Regions from separate parts of the Mus musculus genome. Here region 2 is linked to region 1. Evidence: chromatin loops called from intact Hi-C (ENCODE). Cell type or tissue: heart. All regions are shown on one strand.

The links. A loop is a pair of places that touch in the nucleus more often than their neighbours do. Peaks named below come from ENCODE experiments on the same cell type or tissue, not always from the same donor. Only the 100,000 strongest peaks of a DNase experiment are listed, where the experiment ranks them.
Region 2: it touches region 1 in a loop (15-fold over the local background); 11 of 42 quality-filtered maps call a loop at or near these places.

What each region holds. Positions count from the first base shown.
Region 1 is chr15:43,158,014-43,163,013 of GRCm38, forward strand. The region is part of intron 2 of Rspo2 (R-spondin 2); the gene reads right to left. Among named protein-coding and RNA genes, the nearest start is that of Rspo2, 10 kb to the right of the region's middle. In heart, a CTCF peak has its summit at 2,050 (motif pointing left); no DNase peak of the experiment used is centred here.
Region 2 is chr15:42,959,845-42,964,844 of GRCm38, forward strand. The region is part of intron 1 of Gm46505 (a long non-coding RNA gene); the gene reads right to left. Among named protein-coding and RNA genes, the nearest start is that of Gm41315, 20 kb to the left of the region's middle. In heart, a CTCF peak has its summit at 3,039 (motif pointing right); no DNase peak of the experiment used is centred here.

The DNA.
Region 1 (5,000 bases):
ATAATTAATGGGAAGTTTTCTATTTTGTTTAATGGATAGTTTTCTAAATATAAACATTCCTCTTCCTCCTTATGCCTAATGTAACTTTAATGTTATATTCACGCATGAGTAGAGGAATTTAAATTCTCTTCCCACTTGATGAGCCTCATGCAACTAGAGATGACCGTCTTGACTCTGCTCTTCTTTTTCCTAGAACTATCCCCTTAATTGCTTCAAACTTTTCTCTCTGAATTTAACCAAATTTGAGTGCTTGGTACACAGGTAGAGATGTACCCACAGAAGATTAATTCTCTTTTATATAAAGGAGCAAGTAGATCACACTGAAGTCCAATCTACAAGTTTTCCAGCTTTCTATGAATTCTCAGATAACATGTCTTAAAGGAAAGTAAACAGTCATTCATAATTGGCAGGATTCCATCAAGAGTCATACTGACTATGGCATGACTCGCCGTTAGGAATGGTCAAACATTCCTTCCCAAAACCACAATACACTAACCTCAACCAACCCACTAAGAGTGATTTGGGAAACTGTCAAATGTCCACTTTATAGACATCAGTGGGGTTTTGTTGTTGTTTTGTTTCATTTGTCCTATTTAGGTGGTCTCCTGACTCCAGCAAAGTTTCTCCACCATGCTATGCTGGAATAGGTGGGTAGCAACAGATATCAAGTGAAAGAAAAGCTACAGAAAGAATAATTCTACCTTCTCTCCATCATTAGGTAGATAGCACGGTCCTTGAAGAAACAGAAAATTTGAGCAAGTTCATTCATTCCATTCATCTAACTTATCATAGTCCCATTATAGTCCAGAACTAGCATGTAAAAGCCCCTCACAGTACCCTATAAGCCTGACTTTAAGCATACACGCACATACAAAGTGAGGGGATGCATATGTAAGAGAGAAGGTACCTTTAAAACATCAACAAAAAAGTGCCAAAACTTAGCTTTAATTTTTCAATAATTAAATATTTAATAATTATTAAATAATTAAATAATTATTTATCTATTAACACACACACACACACCGAAGAACAAGACTGCTTCATTTTAGGGCCTCCTTAGGTATGAGAACTGGGAGCCTTGACTGAAATTCTCCGGAGTTAACTGTACCTTCAGCAAGCATGTCTGAGACAAAGCAGGGCATTCAATAACCATCAATGCCCATGGAATAGCTGAGAATAACAAACATAGTTATCTCAAAGGGATCTATCTGGGGGGGGTGTATATAAGATGTGTCATTCAATCACAGGATATATACTGCACTATGATTCAATTAATCCTCATGGAGAGAGCAGATTGGACATCCCAGTGGGACAAAGCCAAGTTGGGCTTCAAAGTCTTGTACAAAAAGGAGGTGGGGGTAGCTACTATGCAAGTTAACACTGACATCACATAAATCCTTGCACATTACAGGCCAGCTTTGAGTACAAGAAAGCAGTGTTAGAATACATGTAAGAAGAAGAAGAATGAAGTAATAGATTTTAAACTATGACTTACATTTTATTACAAAAGATGGGGAAAGTACACCTTTTGAAAAGGGTAAATGTTATATTTTCATGTTAAGATTAGATGACCATTTGCAAGCAGTAACATACGAAGGGTAACTGTTCATGTGCAATAGATCCATCTATAAAGATTAAAGAGAATTGAGCATTTGGAGTCCTTTAAGTGACTCCAAACTTTATCAATGTCTTACACTTTTAAGCATGCACTTTAATGGGAAACATTTAAATAATAATTTTAAATTAACATTTCTCTAATAGGGTACAGAAGCTGGTGTTTAACTGCAAACCAGGACAAATTCCAACTTTAATATCCATGTCACAGGCATTAAAACTGTAAGGTTTGTTTCTGGAAAGAAGATGAAGAACCCAAGCCAAAGTGCTTGGGAAGAGTTAAAGCTTTAAGTACTCGCTGCTTTCATTCCTCTAGCTAATGGCATCAAGATAATCACATTATCAGTGGAGAGAGCAGAGCTGCCAAGGCAGCAAATAGGTACAGATCCTGCAGAACCTTAGGAACCAAGCAGGAAAAGAATGCAGAGTGTGCCCTCTATTGGTCTATACATCTTAATTGCTGAGGTGGTTTGATTCACAAGTTGTGTTTTCTCAGCAACAGGTAGGAGACAAAAGCCACTGTGGTACAAAAAAAATCTTTTAGTGGGTTGATGCAGAAATTGGGACCTAGTCTCAGCACACCATCCCAGAATGCACGAGTAACAAACCCTGGCTCTCAGCATTCTGTAGACTGAGAGTTTGATGCATATGCTCATATTGTTACAACCTGGTGATCCAAATTGCTGCCTGAAAATTATAACAGAATTTTATATCATAACTATCTTGCTGTAGACAGAATGGATAGGTAGATAGATGTACCTTGTTCCTGGGATGAAATTAGATTCTTTGAGGTTTTAGCAAATTCTCTTACATTTATTATATTGTATAAGCTCTCTAGATGTTATGTAGAATTATCAATTATCATTTTTTTAAATCCAAATGTGTTAACTGTGATCGTTTCAATGTTGTTTCATCAGGAAGGAATAGCCTTCTTTAAGTCTTACTTTTTGTATACCAGAAGCTGACACACAACAGTGGTACAACTGACATACAAATTAGCATATGTGCATAACTGAAGACCATGGAAACTTGACAGCATCATGGGCATCTCATATCCATGGAATAGGAACTAGACTTTTCTGTGAGGCACTATTTCTTGTCTTTATGTAACTAGGTGAAAGGGGTATTTTGAAAGAGGTGTGTTCTCTAAAGGAGGTCTTTGCTACTAGAAAGGTGAACTATTATCATTAAGGAAAAGGACTATGCCAAAGTAATTATTTGCTGTGGCTTCTGCTGTGGCCTTATGGTAGATGTGCCCTAGAGAATGACTGAAACCCCACACAGGAATAAAAGCTTTTAGAAAACAAAATTTGCATCGCTTTGAAGCAGCTATTAGATACTGTGTTCATTAAGGTTTCTCCACTATTCAATTAACCAACATTTCTTAAACTATTAAAGGAAAGAATTGAAGCGAGTACTACCTGGACACTTTAGGGAAAGGCCTAGATCTACATTGCCTTCCCTTCCCCAAAGGAAACAGTGTTGTTTTTCATTTCAGGAAGCATACAAAAGCTGTTGCCCCTCTCCTGAATCCCAAATTTATCACCTCTGCTCAATGGAAATGTGCTGAGCAAGAAAAAGTCTCCTTGGCAAGTATTCCTTTTACCCATATATCATTAAAATAGAGTGACTTCAGGTAAACTATAAATATTTTCCTCAAATGACAATATAAGAAAAACTATCTCCAATTTGTTCAACTACATTTTAGAGTAAAGAAGTAAACATATTTTAATAGGTTTCTCTACTCTTTATTGATTATTCTGATTATAATGTGTGCATATCCCCAAATACCTGCCACTAGAAGTCTATGTGTAAGACAAATGCAAACCCAAGTGTATTCTTATGTTCATGGTCACAAGTTCTGGCTCTTCATGCATTAGAAATAAGAAGTTGCTATAATTCATGTATCAGATTGGTGAAAACATACCAATTTTTCAAGTTTTTATTATAATATATTTATGGTCCCTTAATTTCTCCAACCTTTACTTCCAATTATTTAATCCCAGTTCTTTATTAGTGTAATTATGAGGTATAAGACATTTTGAGACTAATAACAGTCTCCAAACCTTCTGGATCAAAATTAAAATTTATTTCTATTTTTTGCAAATATTTATATAACAATAAATGCTGACTGAGTCTGAAGTGTTAGCGTCTCATTATACCCATTCAGTTCTTAACAATTCACTTTACAGTTCACCTATTATCTTACTAAGCAGCTCTCCATCCTTATGAAGCAAGCCCCACCCCCATGCAGCAATGAAATACCAGAATTCTGAGAGGAACTATATAATCACACCCCATGTAGCCTCTTTGCATCTACAAAGGAATTTGACTTCATAAATACATGAGCATACCTGTGTCTCTCTGAGCTATGATTGTAGGAATGTATTATATCAAAGTCACAAGTACCAAAATAAAGATTAAATTTTCTTGCAGTAATTTATCTAGTGTATTAGTATGAATGCCTTTTAAGAAAGTGCATATCTTTCAATTACTTTCTCCTCAATAATTTCTTCATTCATATGAATAAAGTAACCAGAGTGCACAAGTCCATTGTTGCCCCTTTCTCTAAAGAGGTGGTTTTTGAAATATAGGCATGCCTGCCTCAGGTGTTTCCCTACCTTGTCCCCAAGTCAAAAGCCACTTAAGAAACAATCAAACTATCACTTGAATGACAGGTAGGCACCTGGATCCATATGCATGTGCTGACTGGGAACGTTCATAGACATCCAGAGTAAACAGTGAGGCAACAATAGGCAGTTAAGCACTAAAATTTGAAGTATGTATAAAACACTGTAAATTTTAAGTCACCAAAATTTCCTAGGGACAATGAAATCTACTCAATATCTATTTGTTGTGTAGGAAAGACTCTTTGGGGAACAAGGATTGTCAAGATGGCAGTACCATAGGTATTGTCCATTGAGAATTATCATGTAACGCTATGAAATTAAATAGGTATAATGTCACCGGGCCTTAGAAAAGATGAACAGGTACTTCCAGGAAGGTCATCAAAAGCAATGGTATTTTAACTGGCTAATGTAGCATTTTAATAAAGAAAGTGAAGTAGCCTGATGGAGTTTAACTATGTGATGCTTTAGTAGGCTGGGAGGAGGTTAGGAACATATTTCAATCAGAAGGTGAGAACACTGACTACCATATAAAGAGATGCTACCCTTTGTGGGTAGGACAATGACTGGAGTGTTTGGGGTTTGTGGGCAAATAATATGAGTAGATCTGTGTCTGCAAATGGTGCACATGGCAGCGTTCTAAAGGGCTGAGGTATAGAAAGCATAAAGCTGTTAGATAAGGAGGCTATGATGTCCAAGATAGGAAATATGCTTGGAAATGGAAAAGATACACTCACAAAACATAGATATATCTAAGGC
Region 2 (5,000 bases), 200 kb before region 1:
GATAGATCATTGATTCATTCATCCTTATATACAAACACTTATGATATATAGATGTCATGCTTTGTTGAGAATAGCTTACAAGGAAAAACAGAAGAATGCTTGTAGTGTTAGTTACTGTTCTATTGCTATGAAGAGACACCATGACCAGGCTAACTCTTAATTTTTTTTTTGATTGGTGACTTGCATATAATTTTAGAGAGTTAGCCCATTATCAATATGGGACACAGACAGGCTTGAATTCCATTGCCTAGTTACTTTTTGAATTTCGTTACATTGGTGTACATCTCAGAAACCAGACAAGGGCAGTAGCTGACAGCTTTATATATTGCTCCTCAGGCAGCAGACAGAGAAACAGACACTGAGCCTGGCATTGTAGAGGAATTTTAACCCAGCAACATGGCTGCTTTGGTAAGGGATCACATAAAGGCTTATATGATACATCTGGAATGCAGACATGTTCTGGATTACAGTAGATCTGGTTGGAATATAGACATGCTCTTACTACACACCTTTTAATCACCAACAGCAAAGGCAAGGGTTAATTTGTAGAAAGAAGCAACCATGTTTGAATGTGACATCTAATTGAGGGGCAGACAAAGTGGTGAATCAGAGAAAGATTTGACAGAATGAGTCAAAGATAGGATATGACCAACTCTCACAAGAACAAGAAAGAAGAAAGAGAGGCTACTTAAGAACAGCACAGGGAGAGACAATGAGCTAGACACAGGTGAAGACAGAAGAAGCCAGAAAATGAGAATGAGCCAGAAGTTTAGCAAATATTGCCATAGTTAGTATGAGACAAGTAGAACAATTCAATCAGCAACAAGAGAAGCCTGGTTGAGTCAGTGGCCTTGGAAGGTTAGATTGTATGGAGGCTAGATGCATCCAAGCCTGTGCCTGGGAATAGTTAGGACAGAGAAAGAAGTGCCCTGGGCTCAGCCTAAGCCGTATATTCACATAGCTTGTGCATGGCTCTCATCTCAACCCTATTTCCTCTCAAGAAAATAAAAGTGACCATTTACATGACATGAACTTTTGAAACCTCAAAAGCCATCCTCAGTAACATACTTCTTCCAAAAGGGCCACACCTTCTAATTCTTCCCTAACAGTTCCATTCCCTGGTGACTAAGCATTCACATAGATGAGCCTATGGGGCCATTCTCATTCAAACAGCCATGCCTGTGCTTGAGGGACTGTCTTCATTTCAGAACTGGGCAGTCCAATACGTCTTTCTGGGTACATGGCCTTATCAGGAATACAGCTTCACATGTGTTGTGATTTACCACAAAGGCTATACTATTCAATGAAATGGGATCCACAATGTTTAGTGCTCAGTAAGAGTCCTAAGTTAAGCTATTTGTCCAATCTTACAAAGGGGAAATGGCCAGGAACATTGATTCTGGGACTCCTTTCAACTCTGCTTTTTCTCTCATCTTCTGTATAGTTTAGAGGGGAGTTCCTCATAAGGCAGATGGTTTATAGTCCCACATGAGTCCCAATTCCAGCACAGTCTCACATGTTTTGAGGACACATTTGTTGGTTAAATCCTTTCTCCTTTCTGCACCTTGCTGGCTGTAGTGTAATCCCATAGCCAGAAAGGACAGCATCAAACTGAGTGAGTAGGGCTCAAAACTTTATAGACTCCTCTTTTCAGACACTTCTCTTGGTTAGAAATACCACTGGCCTCCAGTTGCTAATATGCTCTAGCCTGCAGAGCTTAATGCAGCGACTGGCCCTGAGAGAGGGTCTCACAGTTAGAAAGGATTCATGCCACAGGCAGAATAAGAAATTAAGAGCAAAGCCCAGATTTCTAACCAGTACTTTTCAGCATTATCTTTTATTTTCTCTTCATTTTGTTTTTGTTTTTAATGTTTATTGATGCTTTACCTGAATGTATGTCTGTATGAGGATATAGACATTATGGTAGCTCACACCTGTATGTCGGAAGCCCTAGACAGGGGTGACCTGCCATGATTGTGTGAGTTGCCATGTAGGTGCTGGGAATTGAACCTGGGTCCCCTGGGTCCTCTGGAAGAGCAGCCAATGCTCTTGACTGCTGAGCCACCTCTCCAGTCCCAGCATTAGAGCTGTAATAGCTTCTATTTATGTCTTGTTATGGCCCAACAATGGCTTGCTACATGCACATTGTTTGTATTAATCCTCACCAGTTCCTCACAGGGTGAAGATAACTTTTGTCTTTGTTTGACAGATAAAGGAACCGGAACTTAAAGAGGATAGAAAGCCTGGACACCAAGTGCCAGGAAAAGAATGAGAAAGTGACTAAGCCATTCAACGGAACAAAATTCCTGTGCATACAACATTTTTTCAAATGAGGTTTCAAAATGTGCTGTGTTCTTCTAAGACTATTCTTTAAGCCATTCAGTATAAAGGTTTCTTCACCCATTTGTTTGAATAGTCAGTAAGTTCAGTATATGCTGAATACTAAATGGGAGTTTTCATTTACAGCTATTCCTAAAGGGACCTGATTCTAGGTAGAACAAACATAAGTTATTTAAATTGTACGCTAATTTAATAGTGAATGTGGTCATGCCTCATGCTGAGCCACAGATGATTTTCAGTGATAAGAAAATATCAAACAAGGAATACAAATGAAAAGGACATGCCGGGAAAAGTATGGGAAAATGGCTATACCTTTTGATATAATTCAATGAAAATTAAATTGCTTTTAGTAGACAATAATAAAATAAACCAACCAGAATGACTAGACGGGAGAATGACTGCTCGATTTCAATTCATAAAAACTTCAAGTGGAATGAAATGCCAAGGAAAGTGATTATTTTTTTAATGTTGAGAAAACTAGTGGTTGAAAATTTATAAATGTGTGTGGTTTTATTCTTTGAAACTTACCCAGCCCTGTCATGATCTGAAATTTCAACTACAAAGTTCAGCCACCAAATATCCTCTTTGGTGGAAGTCAGAATGTAACAAAAATAAATAGAATCCCCGCAAAGTTGAATGCTTCAGGTTTAAAACCAAGGAGGGGAAATCTGGGTGTACATTTTGTTCTATACCGACATTAGCCACTAGATGGCGAGATATGATGCCAAATAAAGGCAGCAGAGGCCTTTAAAGCGAGGCAGTCGGCCGAGTTTGAGGCAACTGAGGGTTTAAACCGTGCTGCCTGCATGGAGAAATGATTAAGTTACCCTGCTTTTAATCTTTTTACTACATTTTAGTCATTTGGTTTTTTTGTGTTTGTAGGGGTGGAGAGGCGCGTGGGAGGCAAGTGGTTAGTGAACAGTTCACAAGAGTCCTTTCCTACCATCTCGGGAATGGAGCTTAGGTCGTCATCAGGCTTGTTGATATGTGCCTTTACCTGCTGAGCCATCTTGCAGGCCCAGAGTACTTAATCTTTTTTTTTTTTTAATTCTGTATTTTTTTTTATTCTCTCATTTATTTAATTTTAATATTTTTATTACATATTTTCCTCAATTACATTTCCAATGCTATCCCAAAAGTCCCCCATACCCTCCCCCCAAACTTTCCTACCCACCCATTCCCATTTTTTTGGCCCTGGCGTTCCCCTGTACTGGGGCATATACAGTTTGCGTGTCCAATGGGCCTCTCTTTCCAGTGATGGCCGACTAGGCCATCTTTTGATACATATGCAGCTAGAGTCAAGAGCTCCGGGGTACTGGTTAGTTCATAATGTTGTTCCACCTATAGGGTTGCAGATCCCTTTAGCTCCTTGGGTACTTTCTCTAGCTCCTCCATTGGGAGCCCTGTGATCCATCCAATAGCTGACTGTGAGCATCCACTTCTGTGTTTGGTAGGCCCCGGCATAGTCTCACAAGAGACAGCTACATCTGGGTCCTTTCGATAAAATCTTGCTAGTGTATGCAATGGTGTCAGCGTTTGGAAGCTGATTATGGGGTGGATCCCTGGATATGGCAGTCTCTAGATGGTCCATCCTTTCGTCTCAGCTCCAAACTTTGTCTCTGTAACTCCTTCCATGGGTGTTTTGTTCCCAATTCTACGTGTGCACATTACTTCTATCTTGACTTTTTCAAATTCTTGCCTAGAAATACTCAACTAAGACCCATTTCATTGCCAGGCTTAGATCCTGACAACTTCTTCTTTGTCAATTGCCTTTTTTAAAAAAAAATGCTTAAATTATTCATATATGTATGTAGGCATTTTATTTGCATTTATGCCTGCATTCCTGGTGCCAACATTGACCAAAGTGTTGGAGTCCCTGAAACTGGACTTACAGATGTCTGCTGAAAATTGAGCCTACGACTTCTGAAAGAGAGGCCAGTGCTCTTATCTGTTGAGCCATCTCTCCATCCCGTGTCAACCTCCTTTCAGAAGTTCAAGTCCATCCTACTGTTTGACAGAATCTCTTAACATTAGCTGTTACTTTTCTTCTGTCCTATTTATTATTCGCGCGCGTGTGTGTGCTTGCACGCGCGCGCACACACACAGTCCATATCATCTCCATCATTCATCTTGGCTTCCTCTCAAGTCCCTTCATCCTTGTGTATCCAAATTGTTTATCCGCTTCGCTGAGCCCCTTTGCAGTCACTCGTTCTGGATAGAGCGCTGCTGTGGTGGTTTGAATATGCTTTTTCAAGGGAGTAGTGCCATTAGGAGGTGTGGCTTCGTTGGAGTAGATTTGGCCTTGTTGGAGGAAGTATGTCACTGTGCAGGTGGGCTTTGAGAACTTCCTCCTAGCTGCCTGGAAGACAGGAGTCTCTTAGCAGCATTTGGAATAAGATGTAGAGTTCTCAGCTCCTCCAACACCATGCCTGCCTGGAAGCTGGCATGCTTCTGACATGATGATAATGGACTGAACCTCAGAACCAGTAAGCCAGCCCTGATTAAATGTTGTCCTTTCTCAGAATCTTGGTCATGGTGTCTGTTCACAGCAGTAAAACCCTAACTAAAACAAGTCCTCTGTTTGCCTACATGGCATTTCTGGTAGAATGCTCTGTTTCAGGTCTAACCTAAGCCAAGTAAGTATCAAGATATGAGAGCAA